Regions from separate parts of the Mus musculus genome. Here region 2 is linked to region 1. Evidence: chromatin loops called from intact Hi-C (ENCODE). Cell type or tissue: left cerebral cortex. All regions are shown on one strand. Each heading gives the region's core, and the rest is flanking DNA. Links, peaks and the distances in the headings are about the cores only. Region 1 holds the start of Susd1 (sushi domain containing 1). Region 2 overlaps Susd1 (sushi domain containing 1).

Region 1 (2,909 bases), core at 245-2,744:
AATGTCTTGAACAGTGGATTTGTGCAATGACCTGTGAGGGTTCCTGGAGACTGGTTTTGCCCAAACACCTAGAGACATGTTCACACTTTCATGGTGCTCTACTACTTCCCAAAGCAGGCTTCTTTCTTTGTTGGACAGAAATAATCTTCAAGAAAACTTGTTACAAGAGACTAGGAAGTTTATTTTAACGGTTTCTTCCTAAGGCAGCCCAAGTTCAGCCCTTATATGGGTGTATTTGCCTGCCTTAGAGGTAGGGCTAGTTCACCGGTGAGAAAGCAAATGAGGGTACCTGCTGAAGTGGGGAGTGCCCCCTGCACTTGGGCGGGCCCCACAGACAAAACTGATCTTCCTTCCTCAGCCTCCCTCAACCCCAATTCCTAACTCACGTTAACCCTCTGCTCCCCAGTCTCCCACCACAGTCCACCCAAAGCATAGATCTAAGCGACATTCACAGTTTCTCCTTGATCTAATATTGTCCTTTCTCTAATATTGCACTAATCTTAAGACGTGGTGGACTCTGTCCCTGAACACTCCATTTCTGATTCTCTCCAAAATTCAGAGGATCACCTGCCCCTTCCCGGATCCCCTCACGCCCTGATGCTGACCCTACTCTCAGAGCAGAGTTCTTTAACTCTGCCATATATTTCTCTAACCTTTTGTCCCCACCTTAAAACGGTCCCTCGGTTTCTAGAATACACGGTTGTCCTGTCTTCCATGTCTTTCTCACCACGTGTCTCTCCCCGTTCGATTCCTAACGTGCCAAGGAGGGCGTCGTCCAGCAAGTAGCTGGAACTTTTGTTTTGTCACCTGTTCCAGCATGTGCACCCCGGGTGAACTGGCCCATGACTAGTTTCCTCTCCTTTCTTTCCCTCCGCGCGGGCGGCCACCACCTCCCAACTCTCTGACCCGTCCAGTCAGAGACCCTTTCCTGTGGCTACTGCACTTCTCTGGTCTCCACAAGTCACACTTGCACTGCGATGTTTCCCCCCTAGCACAGTCCGCTTTCTCCCCGTGGCTCAGCTCGCGCGCAGCCGGTGCACCAGGCGCACCTAGATCCGGGGACCTGGGACCCTGCTCCCCGCCGGGACCGGCGCAACCCGGCGCCGGAAGCCTCTGCGCCGCCCCTTCCTCGCGCCTCTGGCCTTATCTCCTTGCACAGGGGCCTCCGGGGAGTGGCGGGCGCCGGGAGGGAGCCAGCGGCATGGGCCGGGGTCCCCGGGGCACGCGCCGCTCTCCAGGATGCGGGTTGCAGCGGCTGCTGCGGCTCGTGCTGCTGCTCAGCCTAGCCCGCGGCGTCAGCGGAGAGCCTGGCACGGAAGGTGAGTGCAGGGTACTCGGCGCGCAGGACGCTTCGCGCTCCGGATCTGGAGGCGCAGAGTCGGGGCGTGGAAGGATCATGGAGGCGGAGCGGCGAGAAGCACGCCAGACTGCCCGCCCCGGGGACTGTGGGGTGTGTAGTGGAGGCGGCCCTGCTCCAACTCGCGTCTCCCGGAGTGGGTGGGGGTGGGGTGGGGACTGGACTCGGGTGGGGGTTTGGGGGACCGGTGCGCCGCGTGGAGGATGTGGGAGGGCGAGCCGCTGGTTCTACAGCTTCCAGTCTCCCTGGCTTTTGCAGGACAAATTCCTGACCTGTAGTGGCTCTCCCACCACCACCTGTCCCTTTCCTTATTTTTCACTTCCACGAAGAACTAAATGTTAAGAATGTAAAGAAGAATAAGGAAGTTTATAGGAAGAGTTTATCCTTTAGTTCATTCATCCATTCGTTTATTTAGTCTGTTTATCCATGCATTTGTGTATCCATCCATCCATCCATCCATCCATCCATCCATCCATCCATCCATCCATCCGTAGAAAGTCCTTTAATATCTTCCCTGGGTCAGATGTAACCGTGCAATGTTGGCGTTCTAGTGGTTCATAGTCCCAAGGAGAGAGGCAGGCAAATAGTCTGTGTTTTAGACAAATTGGGACCAGTGAGCGTGGTGGGATTTACCTGACACGGAGGATTCAAACAGGAAAATGAGGCGAAGTCTGCCCACATAATAGCAGAACGTGTCAAGTGCTCTGAGAAGGTGTACTGGTCAGAGGAGAGGACAACTGTGTTTTACTGGGCAGCCATTATGCATGAGACAAGCTGAGCGGTTCCTTGGATTTCGGAAAAGGGGAGGGGTGCCCCATTCCATAGTAAGAGGTCTTTAGAAATGTGTGTAAAAAGGAATCCAATGTGTGAGATAGGTAGAAAGATTGCCTGCCGTGAGTTCCAGGCCAGTCTGAGCTACATAGTGAGTTCCAGAGTAGTTTAATCTACAGTGTGAAACACTGTGATCAAACAAACAAAACGAAAAGCCCAACAGAGTAATGGATGGATTTCAGACTGGGGATAGCGTGGGAAAGCAGGACGCAGAATACAGAAGGGGCTAGAGATGAGAAAACAGACTGGATTTGGCAAGAGGGAGTCAGTCTCATCTTGACTGGCAGAGAGAGCATGGTGTTTGGGTTTAACTGTTCCTTCCTGGTGAGAAGCCACCAGGAGCCATTGTAGGACACTGAGGGAGTGATGGCAAACAGTACATACATACAAGGACACCCAGTCTCTCTCTGGCATCTCCTTAATAAAGCCAAGCACTGAGCTCCAGAGTGGTGGTGGTTCATGCTTAATCCTAGAATTTGGGACACGGAGGAGGGAGGCACCATGAGTTTGGGATTAGTCTGGACCATAGAGTGGGTTGTCTCAAAAACAAACATTTGCAAAACCAAACAGGCTCTAGAAGTGGAAAAGAAACGAGATGAGTGGGCTTAGTGGAGCAGATTCCTGCCCTCCCAAATTCTCTTATCCTGCTACTTTGTTGTTGTTTGGGTTTTTTCCTGAGACAAGGTTTCTCTGTGTAGCTCTGGCTTTCTTTGTAGACCAG
Region 2 (2,909 bases), core at 296-2,795, 49 kb after region 1:
TGAGAAAATGTATTCTATGAACCATTTTCTTGCAGGAGTATACCCTTAACACATTTTGATATGACATCTTTTTCACACAAGAGATGATAAAATTCAAGGAGTTAAGTCTTATCTAATTGCATTATACCGGTTTGTTTTCATTATGCAGTCCGTTGGTGTTGTGTACATCTACACCATGGTAGAACTAGTCTCCAGAACATCTTATCTTCTAAAACTGGAACCCATCATTTCTTCCTCCCCTCAGACGTTGGCACCCTGCCATTGCGCTTTCTATCTCCCAGGAATGAGACTACTGTAGGCACTCCATGGATGTAGGATCATATGATACTTGAGATTTTTTTTCAAAGCTTGGCTTATTTCACTTAGCATAATATTTTTAAGGCTCACCAACAATACAGGATATGCCATTTTCCTCACTTTTTAGAAGTGAAAAATATTCTATTGTATGTGTGTATACATGCATACATACATATATGCAACACTATCTTTTGTGTGTGTGTGTTTCTTTTTGTTTTTGTTTTTTTTTTTTTTCAAGACAGGGTTTCTCTGTGTAGCCCTGGCTGTCCTGGAACTCACTTTGTAGACCAGGCTGGCCTCAAACTCAGAAATCCGCCTGCCTCTGCCTCCCGAGTGCTGGGATTAAAGGCGTACGCCACCACACCCGGCTGCAACACTATCTTTTGTCTGTATCCGCTTTCACAGTACTAAGACTATACAAGTAGGCCACCATGACCTATCTTTTTATGGAAGTTCTGGGTATCGAACTTGGGACCTCACACTTGCGTGACAAGCACCTATGGTCTGAGCCATCTCCCCATCCCCAAGAGAGAATTTGATGACATCCATCCTGCCCATCTTTCCGTCCCACAGATAGATATTCGGTGCGCTCTGTGTGTGAAGCACACATTTGAAATTTACAGTGTGGTAGGAGAACCAGATCTCTCCTGAGGAAGTGCACATTCATATGTCCTTGTAATGGTTTGTAAATAAATTCAAAGCATTAGAGACTGCTGAAGCCTGTGGGGAAGGAACCCTGGGAGGAGATAGACAATGCTTACATTTAGCTATCGCCATCATACCTGCAAAAGATGTAGGCTGCGGAGTCAGGAGGAAACAGAAGGCAAGAATCCAGAGATGGAGGCCACCTTGTCTCCCTGGCCAAGCAGAGAAGCAAGGACACGCCAGTACCATCTTCCACTTTCTCTGAGGCCAAGCTCACGAGACTGATGGCCTCTCTGGCAGCACCTCCAGGACTTATCTGAAGGATGTAAGACAGCTTTCTCCCAGAACCGTCCCCCCAAGAAACAGCTTGTGTGAGAGAGCTTCTTACAGCCGTGGTCCCTTTGCCATGTGTACGCTGCTCAAGGTCCTCTGCTGCCACCATTCAGAATCCAGTGGGGGCACAAGGATTAGTCACTACGTGAAAAACCAGGGGATCTGCATGGGGCACAGTAAGCTATTAATTAGCTGGTCCTTGTACAGCACTTTGAAGAACAAACATGTTATGTAACCGCTAATTATAATTACTGTCCTCAGCCCTCCACCTTTTACTAAGTCTGTGGCTCCAGCTGCAGCTGTTTCCATGGGCTTATGCAAGCTTTGATTTCGGGAGAGAAAAAAGGCATTCTCCCTGGGAGCTGGGCTCTTTCTGCGAGGAGGCTCGTGTGCCCTCCGTCAGGATTGGCAGCTAAATTCGATTTTCACAGATAAAGGGAGTGATTTGCATGCTGATGAAGTCATGCATCTCTGGAGAGGTGGGCTGGAGAAGCTTCTGGAAGTGGAGCAAGAGGTGCTGGTTGTCATGGTTCTTGCCTAGCTGCCCCTCCTTTCCCTTTCCCCGTTTTTCATCAGTCTTACGACATCCCGACTCCCACCCCCCGTGTGTCTTGTATTTATTTTACTGTGTCTCACGGTTCACTTCTTCCCCTATCATCATCTTTCCTTGTAGTCCCTCCGTCTTCCCCTCTGTCTGTATGTCTGTGTTTAATTCCAAACTGGGGAGAATGGATTATCTGTACACAGATTGCTTTGAATTATTTTAAAATACTTTTGAGGCTCTGTGCCTCTGAGTTAGTGGCTCAGATCTGTCATGTTTTTAATGGAGTGCAAACTCTAACAAGGTGGTAGGAGGTGAGGTTTTTTTTTTTTTTCCCCTCTACGGCCAGTTTGAACTAGAAACTCCAGACAGCTGGGAATTAGGTAACTACTTTCGTGTCTGGAAAAACCCGAGGTGGAAGCTTCACATTAATGACTCAGTTTTACTTCAGGATCAAAGAGGCTGATTTGTTCCTGATAAGGCTGTCCCTGCTTCCATTCTGTCCAGGTCATTTGCCTTTTATGTTCTGAGTCTGGGTTAATAATTACAAGGTTAACACTCCACACTCCATCACTCCGTGTTCTTAGGAGAGCAACAACTCCGTCGAAACACTGACTGTTCATCTCTCAGGAGCCTTTCTGCATCCCGGAATCTGCCCTGGGTACTGCTGCAAATGCTACCAAGCTCCTGTTCCCCTCGTTACCTTCTTGGTTATCAGCCCTTCTCACCAGCCTAGCAAGTGCTCACTTGCAGCTAGGAAAGAAGGGCTGGCTGGGATAAATGGGCACAGTACTACATTAGCCACACTACTGGGCTGAGTCTGAATATGTCTGTACCATTTGGACGACTGACATTATTGCTGTGTCCCTGCACACCACCTTGCACACCCAGGGTTCTCTTGGGGCCCTTATGCTTGATCTCATTCCGTCCTCAAAACCTGTAAGACGAGTATTTTCAGTTCATAGCTGAGTGATCTGAGACTCATGGAGGTTAAGCAATTTCCTTAGGGTCATTCTGTAACCAGTACTTGATGGAGTTCTGATTTGAACCCAAGCCTGGAAGCCCTGGAATCCCACACGTCCCTCTTCATGCT

The links. Hi-C counts contacts between places; a loop is a spot of excess contacts. Peaks named below come from ENCODE experiments on the same cell type or tissue, not always from the same donor. Only the 100,000 strongest peaks of a DNase experiment are listed, where the experiment ranks them.
Region 2: a loop joins it to region 1, with 3 times the contacts of the local background. A loop is called at or near these places in 2 of 42 quality-filtered maps.

The regions. Positions count from the first base shown.
Region 1 is chr4:59,436,616-59,439,524 of GRCm38, reverse strand. It overlaps Susd1 (sushi domain containing 1), which reads left to right and starts at 892. Exons shown (of 17, transcript NM_001163288.2): 1 at 892-1,319. The coding sequence starts at 1,202. In left cerebral cortex, for the core only: no CTCF peak of the experiment used is centred there; a DNase peak (open chromatin) is centred at 1,382; H3K4me3 peaks cover 1,135 bases; H3K27ac peaks cover 414 bases.
Region 2 is chr4:59,387,410-59,390,318 of GRCm38, reverse strand. All of the region lies in intron 6 of Susd1 (sushi domain containing 1), which reads left to right. Among named protein-coding and RNA genes, the nearest start is that of Susd1, 50 kb to the left of the region's middle. In left cerebral cortex, for the core only: a CTCF peak has its summit at 1,383; DNase peaks (open chromatin) are centred at 1,412, 1,675 and 2,168; H3K4me3 peaks cover 648 bases; H3K27ac peaks cover 1,845 bases.